Linked DNA regions of Mus musculus: region 1 is linked to region 2. A link is a loop called in an ENCODE intact Hi-C map of the cell type or tissue named here. Cell type or tissue: heart. All regions are shown on one strand. Links, peaks and the distances in the headings refer to the core of each region. The heading gives the core; the rest is flanking DNA.

What was found. Peaks named below come from ENCODE experiments on the same cell type or tissue, not always from the same donor. Only the 100,000 strongest peaks of a DNase experiment are listed, where the experiment ranks them.
Region 1: it touches region 2 in a loop (7-fold over the local background); 2 of 42 quality-filtered maps call a loop at or near these places.

The regions. Positions count from the first base shown.
Region 1 is chr3:63,415,459-63,420,844 of GRCm38, reverse strand. No RefSeq gene overlaps it. Among named protein-coding and RNA genes, the nearest start is that of Gm34240, 21 kb to the left of the region's middle. In heart, for the core only: a CTCF peak has its summit at 1,055; DNase peaks (open chromatin) are centred at 2,874 and 3,374.
Region 2 is chr3:63,481,336-63,486,721 of GRCm38, reverse strand. Strit1 (small transmembrane regulator of ion transport 1) reads left to right here and starts at 2,816. Exons shown (of 3, transcript NM_001369306.1): 1 at 2,816-2,907; 2 at 5,341-5,386. The coding sequence starts at 2,895. In heart, for the core only: no CTCF peak of the experiment used is centred there; a DNase peak (open chromatin) is centred at 2,791.

The sequences.
Region 1 (5,386 bases), core at 313-5,312, 66 kb after region 2:
GAATATGTAGGATAATTGCTGTGCGAGGAGGGGAGAGGAAGACAGTTCACTATTCTCTTACATTTGAATTAAAAGCCTAAAATAAGGAACTAGAAAAATAAGAGATGCGCGTTGGTTCAGCAGGGGTGGGCATGGGGTGTTTGTCTTTTATTTCCAAACATCCTGTGGCTAACGGCTTTATTAGAAGTGAGAAGACCTGACAGTAGGTTGGAATGCTTGGGCTTACAAGGTGGGGAAGTACCTGTAATTGAATTACTTATATATTTTTAAAAATCATTTCTTTTGTATTTTGAAACTATAATAACTTCAAGCCTACCCATATACCTCTCCTCATTCTTCTCAAATTCATAGTTTCCTTTTTCATTAATTCTTGACATATATCAACAAGAATATGTATTTCTATTAATTTTATATATTTTTCTGTGAAATATTTTATAATATAAAATTTATAACACATGTTAACTTTAACATAGTCCTCAAATATACACTGCTGAGAATGGTTTTAAACATTTTTCTTGTCTAATTTGTAATTGTAAAGCTTGCTTCAGGTTAAAAAAGAAAATATAAATATTGTGGAATGATATCATGTCAAATGAGCGCTGTTATGGGAAAATAGAGACAAGTCAGTCATCCGCAGATGTTTACTCTGAAGAAGCCACCCATGAAGTTCAGAGTGACATTGAGTTGGCTTCTGCCAGATGGACATTGTAGTGACTACTGGACATCAAAAAGAAGGCAATGCAGAAAGAAACCATTATATTATGACAAAAAAATGTTGAAACACAGATGTACTTAAGCACCTCTGTAATGCCTGGGTCCAGATTGTATATGAGACAGAGAAAAGTTCATAACTCCATGCCAATTAACTAGCTTGGACTTTATGCCAAATATAACAAGGAAGTCACAGTAACAACAAAAAGAAAGTGATATTATTAGATTTGTATTTCAGAAAGAAAACTGGAAGAGGCAGGTGATCTGTGGGCCAAGCATGGTGAAGCTGTCAGAGTCTCTGGCAGAGTAGGTCCCTTCTCAGAGTAGCTGCAATTCAGACACTGGACTGTAGTTGAAAATTTATACTGGGCTAGGTCACTGAAACACAAAGGTTCATAACTTCTGTTAGTTTCACTGTGATTCTGTTTAGTTTCTGTTTCCATGATCTGTCTGTTAATGAGAACGGGGTGTTTAAGTGTACCACTATTATTGTGTGTGGTACAATGTGTGCTTTGAGCTTTAGTAAAGTTTCTTTCATGAATGTGGATGCCCTTGCATTTGGAGCATAGATGTTCAAAATTGAGAGTTCATATTGATAGATTTTAACTTTCATGAGTATGAAGTGTCCTTCTTTATCTTTTTTAATAACTTTAGGTTGAAAGTCCATTTTATTCAATATTAGAACAGCTACTTCAGCTTGTTTGTTTGGACCATTTGCTTGGAAAATTGTTTTCCAGCCTTTTACTCTGAGGTAGTGTCTGTCTTTGTCCCTGAGGTGGGTTTCCTGTATGCAGTAAAATGTTGGGTCCTGTTTACATAACCAGTCTGTTAGTCTATGTCTTTTTATTGGGGAATTGAGTCCATTGGTATTAAGAGATGTTAAGGAAAATAAATTGTTGCTTCCTGTTATTATCTTATTTTAGGTTTGTTGAAAGATTACTTTCTTGCGTTTTCTAGCGTGTAGTTTCCCTTCTTGTGTTGAAGTATTCCATTTATTATCCTTTGAAGGGCTGGATTTGTGGAAAGACGTTTTTGTAAATTTGGTTTTGTCATGAAATACCTGGGTTTCTCCATTTGTGGTAATTGAGAGTTTTTCTGGGTATAGTAGCCTGGGCTTGCATTTATGTTCTCTTAGGGTCTGTATGACATCTGCCCAGGATCTTCTGGCTTTCATAGTCTCTGGTGAGAAGTCAGATGTAATTCTGATAGGTCTGCCTTTATATATTACTTGACCTTTTTCCCTTACTGCTTTTAATATTTTTTCTTTGTTTTGTGCATTTGGTATTTTGATTATTATGTAATAGGAGGAATTTCTTTTCTGGTCTAAACTGTTTGGAGTTCTGTTGGCGTCTAGTATGTTCATGGACATCTCTTTCTTTAGGTTAGGGTAGTTTTCTTTTATAATTTGTTGAAGATGTTTACTGGCCCTTTACGTTGGAAATCTTCACTCTCTTCTATACCTATTATCCTTAGGTTTAGTCTTCTCATTGTGTCCTGGATTTCCTGGATGTTTTGAGTTAGGATCTTTTTGCATTTTGCATTTTCTTTGACTGTAGTGTCAATGTTTTCTATGGTATCTTCTGCACCTGAGATTCTCTCTTCTGTCTCTTGTGTTCTGTTGGTGATGCTTGCATCTAGGACTCTTGATCTCTTTCCTAGGTTTTCTATCTCCTGAGTTGTCTCCCTTTGTGATTTCTTTATTGTTTCTACTTCCAGTTTTAGATCCTGGATGGTTTTGTTTAATTCCTTTACCTGTTTGGTTGTGTTTTCTGGTAATTCTTTAAGAGATTTTTGTGTTTCCTCTTTAAGGGCTTCTACCTTTTTACCTATGTTCTCCTGTATTTCTTTAAGGGGATTTTTTATGTCCTATTTAAAATCCTCTATCATCAGCATGAGATATGATTTTAAATTGGAATCTTGCTTTTCTGATGTGTTGGGGTATCCAGGACTTGCTGTAGTGGGAGTACTGAGTTCTGATGATGCCAAGTAGTCTTGGTTTGTGTTGGTAAGATACTTGTGTTTGTCTTTCACCATCTGGTAATTTCTGATGTTAGATGTTCTTGCTGTCTCTGACTGGAGCTTGTTCCTCCTGTGTGTCTGTAAGCCTGTGTCAGCACTCCTTTGAGACCAGCTCTCTCCTGAGTCCTAGAGTCATAGCATTTCCTGGAGACAAGCCATCCTCTGGCAGAAACAGTGCACAGAGGGCTGTGGAACAGCCCCAACTCCTGGGTACAGATAGAAGCAGGAAGGACCCTGCTCAGTAGCTCTGCTGCTTCTGCAGCCTGTGTGCTCCTGGCTAGTCCCACCTTAGACAGTCACTTGAGAGAAAATGGAGATTTCACCTGAATCCCCAGGGTCAGAGCCCTCCCTGGAGACAATCTCTTCCTTGGCAGGAACAGTGCAGAGCTATATTTTTATTTTAAATATAAATATATGTATTTTAAAGTTATAAAGCTGGAAAAAAGAGACATCAGCTGAATAGCACATTAAAGCAAAGTAATATTTTGGTGAAACAAATTTTAAAAGTGCTGTAGACCATCACACAGCACACACAAACAGTGTTGCATGTAATTTTCAAGTGCACAATTGCTCCTTGCCTAGTGGTGACAACAGCAGTCTCACCCAGCCCCCATGACTAGCTTTGCCAAGACACTTCAGTCTGGTCTCTGTTCTTTGCCCAGTGTCACAAAAGCCATCTCACCCAGTGCCCACAGCTAGTTTTGCCAAACCTCTAATGATTGCCTGACGTTATGCCCTTTTTCTTGTCCACCTGAGTTGCTGCTGATTGAAAACATCAGACAGTCTTAATACTTTAAAACCATCCAGATGACACAACAGCTGGATGAAGAATATCCTGCCCCATCCCCCTTATCCCCCACAGCCTCTACAAACTATGTCTGTCGCTTCCTATCTGTTTTAGTCAGGGTTTCTATTCCTGAACAAGCATCATGACCAAGAACCAAGTTGGGGAGGAAAGGGTTTATTCAGCTTACACTTCCACATTGCTGTTCATTACCAAAGGAAGTTAGGACTGGAACTCAAGCACGCCAGGAAGCAGGAGCTGATTCAGTGGCTATGGACGCATGTTACTTATAGGCTTGCTTCCCCTGGCTTGCTCAGCTTGTTTTCTTATAGAACCCAGGACTACCAGCCCAGGGATGCTACCACCCACAATGGACCCTCCCTCCTTGATCACTAATTGAGAAAATGCCTTACAGCTGGATCTTAGGGATGCATTTCCTGAAGCTCCTTTCTCTGTGATAACTCCAGCTTGTATCAAGTTGACACAAAACCAGACAGTAAACTACATGCTTCACAGCCTGGCCCAATCTCCCTCTCTTTCTCCTCCTCTTCCTCCTGGGACCCAGAAATCCCACATATCCTTCACCCAGTGATTGGCTTCTGTTGTCTTTATTGACCAGTTAAAATGTGGAGAAGGTTCACATGGAATCACCTAAGTACGTCGTGTCTAGTCAGAGCATTCCCTCTTGAGGAAGCAGAATTACCATCAAAATACAAAAAGTACTAGGGCAATCTTTTGTTCCCAAAAGATTCTGATAGATGGATTGAAGGACCTTTAGATACATTTTTTTTCAGAGTGTGGACCAGGGCAAACCAAGCTCCTTCATGTGGTGCCCTCAAGCAATGTCATTAAAAAAATCTATCTATCTATCTATCTATCTATCTATCTATCTATCTATCTATCTATCTAATTATCTACTTATCTATCTATCTACCTACCTACTTACCTATCTATCATCTATAAAATTTAAAGCCTCAAGAACAAAAAAAAAAAAAAAAAAACCCATCTATTCAGTGTAACACTATATCAAAAGGCTAAGAACTCCAAAGTAAATGTATTCTTTGATTTTGTCTTTTGACTGCAAGCAACAAGGACAATGTTTTAGGGCTGCTTAAGTTTTGTAGCTCTTCATTGATCCTAGATATTGATACTCTGATCTATCATTAATAAAGATATTGTTTTCCTGATCTGTGCTAGCTTTCATTCAAGTGATTGTTTTCTTTGCTTTTCACAAGCCTTTTAGTTTTATCTAATCCCATTTGTCAATTCCTAGGATTAGTTCTGTGCTACAGGAGTTCTGTGCAGGAAGTATTGTCTCTGCCTGTATCTTGTAGAATCTTACAGGTTTACTTTTGAGTCATCCACTCTGTTCCATTGGTTTACATGCCCTGGTAGTACTAACTTTGTTTTAACATGTCAGACGGACCCGAACCACATGTAAATCATGTGTCTCCAGACAGCAATTCCATTCACTGCACTTTTTAAAGATAGTAAAATTGTGCTGTGAGCCGGGTGGTGGTGGTGCACACCTTTAGTCCCAGCACTTGGGAGGCAGAGGCAGGCGGATTTCTGAGTTTGAGGCCAGCCCGGTCTATAGAGTGAGTTCCAGGACAGCCAGGGCTACACAGAGAAACCCTGACTTGAATAATCAAAAAAAAAAAAATTGTGCTGTGAATATGGATTCCAAGCTCAAGTGATTGTGGAAATGTTATGGATTCCAAGCTCAAGTGATTGTGGAAATGTCTGAGTTTAGGAAATTAAAATAACTTTCTTCATTGTATTATAGGATGGCATAGAGTTTTTATATTCTAGTGTTCATTCAAATACATATATTGAATATCTATTCAATATAATATATATAATAAAATGAGC
Region 2 (5,386 bases), core at 279-5,278:
ATAATCCTCATTACTCTAACTGGTTATGAGGCCTCAGCTGGTATTTAAAACTATCTTCTACAGCCTATTCCATTTTTACCCCTCCCTCAGCAAGAAACTCAACAGGTCTTGACTCTTTGCCTGGAGGAGTTACCCATACCCTCATTTCTGAAGTGTCTGTGCCGTTTGCCATCCTGTCTGGATTAGGCATTTGTGGTTTCCCATTGACTTTAATAACAGGACATAGAAGCACCAAGAAATGCCCTAAAAGATCTCCTGCACTCCAGATATAATCTTTCTTACTTCCATTGTCTCCACATCAACCTAATTTCCCCCAAGTAATCAGGATCAGCCATTCTTCCTATCACTGTTATTCTTTTCTCAGTCTGTTGTCTTAAAGCATTAGACACCCCATACAGTTACCAAACCCAGACACTATATTGTGGATGCCAAGTAGTGCATGCTGAAAGGAGCCTGATATGGCTGTCTTCTGAGAGGCCCTGCCAGAGCCTTACAAATACAGAGGTGGATGTTTGCAGCCAACCATCGGATTGAGCTCAGGGTCCCCAATAGAGGAGTTAGAGAAAGGACTGAAGGAGTTGAAGGGGTTTGCAACCCCTAGGAAGAACAACAATATCAACCAACCAGACTCCTTCAGAACTCCCAGGGACTAAGCCATCAACAAAGGAGCACACATGGCTCCAGATGCATATGTAGCAGAGGATGGCCTTGTCCTGCATCAATAAGAGGAGAGGGCCTTGGTCCTATGAAGGCTCTATTGATGCCCTGGTGTAGGGGAATTGAGAACAGGGAGGTGGAACTGGCTGGGTTGGTGGAGGAACACCCTCATAGAGCAGGGAGAGGGAGGATGGGATAGGGAGTTTCCAGGAGGGAGGGAAACTGGGAAAGGGGATAACATTTGAAATGTAAATAAAGAAAATATTCAATAAAAAACAAAACAACAACAAAAAAACCAAACCTAAACAAAGCAAAACAAGCAAGCAAAAGAAACCCAAAGTGGCCAGGGGGATGTCTGAGTTCCTGGTTCAATGGAACATTTGCTGTCACTCCTGGCAGGAGTGGCCCTCCAGGAACCAAAAGTTATAGGCCAGCAGAACTTAAGGTAGTGGGAACAGGAAGCAAATGTTTCCCTAGTCACTAGGGGGAATAGTGAGTGGAACTATTTCCTTTTCTATTCCTTGATTCCTGGACCCGTGGATCCTGGCTATGGGAGAAACTATACCATATATTGAAGGCTGACTCAAAGCATATGCTGCTTTCTGGAGAACCCCAGCCCAGCCATCCAGGATGCTGACACCTAATTGATGCCATAATTGTGTTTTCAAAATGCCTTTTTCATACTTCTATCTGCACAGCTGTTTCAGAATAGAGAGGAACAAGGTAAGACCAGTGGATTCCATACTCATGAAGTGAGTTTCTTGGTCAGAATCAATACTGTGTAGAAAGCTACAATGTTGGACAAGGCCTTCTGTAAGTCCATAGATGGTAGTCTTGGCAGAAGCGTTACATTCAGGAAAGGCAATCCATAACCTGAATAAGTATTTACTACATCAGGGACAAAGTTATACTTTCCATGGAGGAAGTGGTTGAATATAGTCAACCTCTTAACAGGTCACTGGTTGGTCATCCTGGTCAGTGGTACTGTATTTGAGACTTAATTTTTGTCTCTGCTGTTGGTAGATCTGGCACTCAGCTCAGGCTTGGTGATTGGAAGACTATGTATTATTATCTACATCTCTGCTACCATGGCAATTTTTTCTCATGGGCCCATTGGCCAATGCCAGGAATAGGTGAGGAAAGAGGTTGACAGTCAATAGAATAAGTCATTCTATATACTTTATTATTGAATTTCTCCTCTACCGAAGTCAGCTTTTGATGAGCACTTACATGGGGTAGTAGCACGTTCACAGCCTTTTCCCATTTGGAAAGAAGGATTCACATACTTCTTCCACAGATGTGGTTCTCACCAAATTTTCAAACATTCTCTTTCCTATTCCCTGACCCTCTAGCCAATCCATTTGCCAAATTCCACGAATCAGTGAACAATTGCACATCTGTCTGTTTCTCCTAACAAACAAAATGTATGACCATGTAGACTACCCAAAGTTCTGTCCACTGTGAAGATTTCCCTTCGTGGGTTTCTTTTAGGGTGACCACAGAAAGGGGTTTAATGTTGCATTTGTCCACTTAGGGTGGTATCTGCATAACAACAGAACCATCAGTAAAACAGATCCTAGTCTTCCCTTCTTAGTCAATAAAAAATAAGGAATTCTCCATGAGTCTATAGGTATATGCTTGTTAACAGACAACATTATAACAAGAGTTGAAACCATAGGCATTTGGGCAGCTTCTTTTTGTAACGTGCTTGTGTGACAACCAAGAATAGCCATTAGAGTAAATAATGCTGTTGCCACTGAAATCAAGTTGGTACCCTGGCTAGTGAGCTTGGACTTCATTACAGAAGCTGCAAGTTGTAATTTGAACCCAAGTCTCTCCAACTGCAAATCTAACTGATATTTCACCCTCCCTCTTAGGAGGGTGAAAACTATCAATTTCATTTTAATTTGCATATCCTTTCATCGAACATTCTGTTCTTGTATGAAATGTTATGCAAATAAAAATCTGGGTATCTGTACATTGGGAAAACTCAGCTTGCTCACTTGCTTAGGTCATATACATACATAGTCTCTTGTTTCTCCACAATAAAGGTTAAATGGGAGAAAGAGGAGTTGTGCTTTCCAATGACTCCTGTCACCCTGTAGACGATTGGCAGCAGGAGAGCAGCAGCTGCCACACTCTTCAGATATCTCTCTATTTAAAGTTCAAAGAGGTGCAGGATAACAATAAGGAAGAAAGACTCCTGGCCCTGACTAAGCCACCCAACAATAGAAATAATGGCTGAGAAAGGTAAGCTGAAAAGTATAGAGGTTTCTTGGCAAAAATAGCTTTCAGATTAGTCAATTTTATTTTTTAGCATTTGGACCCTGAGAAATGTAGGATCTATGTTAAAGAACCATTAGCTACATATTCTGATGTGGCTGCAAAAGCATTAAATATGCAGTTTTGGATCATGTTTGTAAGATGAATAATTTTGAAATGATCAGTGAAACATAATAATTTCATACACGCTTTTTTGGAAAAGTGAATTGTGAACTACTATTTCTCAGTATTGAACTAGCTCTGAGATCTTGGGAATTGTTGGGCCAGAAGCAAGAACAGTTGAGTGCTCTGTCAGGTCTGCAGGATGGCCGTGTGAGTTTGGAGAGGCTCTCTCACTGCTCTGAGTCTATATTATGACTGTCAAATAAGAATATTGAGCTTAATCATCTCTGATATGCTCATATCTGAATTAAATTTTCTAATTCTTAAACATTATTTCATATTTATATGCTTATATAAAATAACTGATTCCAATATGACAAAATCGACAGACTGAATATATCTTTGTCAGAATCAGTTTTAAAATACATACATGGAAATCTTAGCTTTCAATCCTGACAACAATCTTGTGAGACTTACATATATTACCACCTCCGTTTTCTAGCTAAGGAAATGGAGATTGTGAGGATTAGTATGTGTCCATGTATTCCTCCACAATGAAGTGACCCTAAGAGAAATTCCAGTGGTAGCCAGTTTGATAAGCTTGGAACTGGACAAATAGTAAAGCATTTTGAAAAAGCTCTTGCATTTAAAGAGAAGTTTTATTGATATTTGTGCCATTGATATAAGCAACCTGGGAAGTACATTGAGTTTCATGTATTAGCATTTCCAAATGATGTTTTAATTTATGGTAGAAAAAAAATATTGGTGCTAAAAAGATGACCAAAGCAGTTGTACTTGGTTAAAATGCACAGACTGTTACAATGTCTTAAAATGCATAACAAATAAAGGGATATTTACTTTTAGAGCTCAATGACATGCAAATTTTATTAAAACATGTGCTATAAAATTTTATTAAAATACACATACATTAAACATTTATACTTAATTGGAATGTTTATGCATTTTCAAGTTCATTGAAATTGACAGAAGTACTATATCACTTACATGAATAATTAAAAAGAATACTGTCATGTACTTTCACTCTAATGGTCTCTTAATTCACAAAAAATTCTTTCTCCCAAATGAGAGTGAAGTATGTCTCATAATGTTTGCTTTACCCTTAAAGCAACAGCACCGTCAGGTAAGGAGGAGGAGGAGGTTTCTCCCTTTGGTGGATTCTGCACAATTCGGAGAAGCAAGGGAATCCCATTTTTTTTTTTCAGATAAGAGAGACTTCAAAAACATTGAATCTATTAAGATTCAGTTAAACTTCAGAAAGTTGGCTATTATGAAAGTATCTTCTAATTTTAGAGGTACCACATGTCCCGGTGACTTTATTTTAATAGCATTAACAACCCTTCACATTTGAAGTGATGGAAATTGTAACGGGACTGCACTTGTTAAGAACACCCATTCTCTTTCTTAGCTAATGGCATAGGAACTCATTGTGCTCTTCAATTAAGAGTATGTCTTAGTCTGACATTAATTCTATAAGATGTCTTTCTGAGTTTTTTTCAATCTTTTGGGTGGGGTATATGCATGCATGTTTATTGTATTATAGTAACCTATGAATATAAATTTACAAACTAGACACAAGCAGGAGGTACAAGAATCATTACACAAGTGTCTTTCCTCTGTGTTGGATTATTATTGCCCATACAGCCAAGCTCAGTGCTGGCGGTGATAATAATTAACTTTAAAGAAATATTTTTTTCTGATGGTGATTATGTAAGGAATGATGTTTTCCTTTTCCCGTGAAGTTCAAGATTAAAGTCAGTTATTGAGATCAAGAATAATTTCCAAAACAATCTAATCTTGTATGTTATAAGTAATTCAGTTTAGTAGGAACTACCTCACAGTTATATTGGATTGTTGCTGTGTAAACAGCTGCCCATCACTGAACAAACTCATGAGTATGTCCTGTATACACTAAACATAGGCACCGTGGTTCAAGTTTACAAAGCTTTGCACACACTGAATCATTTGACTGTGGAAGCAACCAGGACAGAGAAACTACAAACTCTACCACCCAGCTGGAAGCTTCAAGTTCAAAATTGCACAAGGTCATGGAACATAAAAGGCCGACTCTGGTTTTAACCCAAATATCTGTTTCAAATATCCAGGGCTTATAATTCATTTGCAGGCTGCCTTCGGAAGAAAATAAGACAAAAACACTTATGTATGAGTCCAATTGTTGCATGCTTTTCCTCACCTCCGCCAGAGATCATTTATTATTTTGCTTTGTAAAGTTGAATGTCAAAAGGATCTAGTGCATCTGTTTTCATTGCTTCTAAGCAGAGTCAACATCACCACACCTCATAGTTCCCATTCTTCTCCTGGTTGG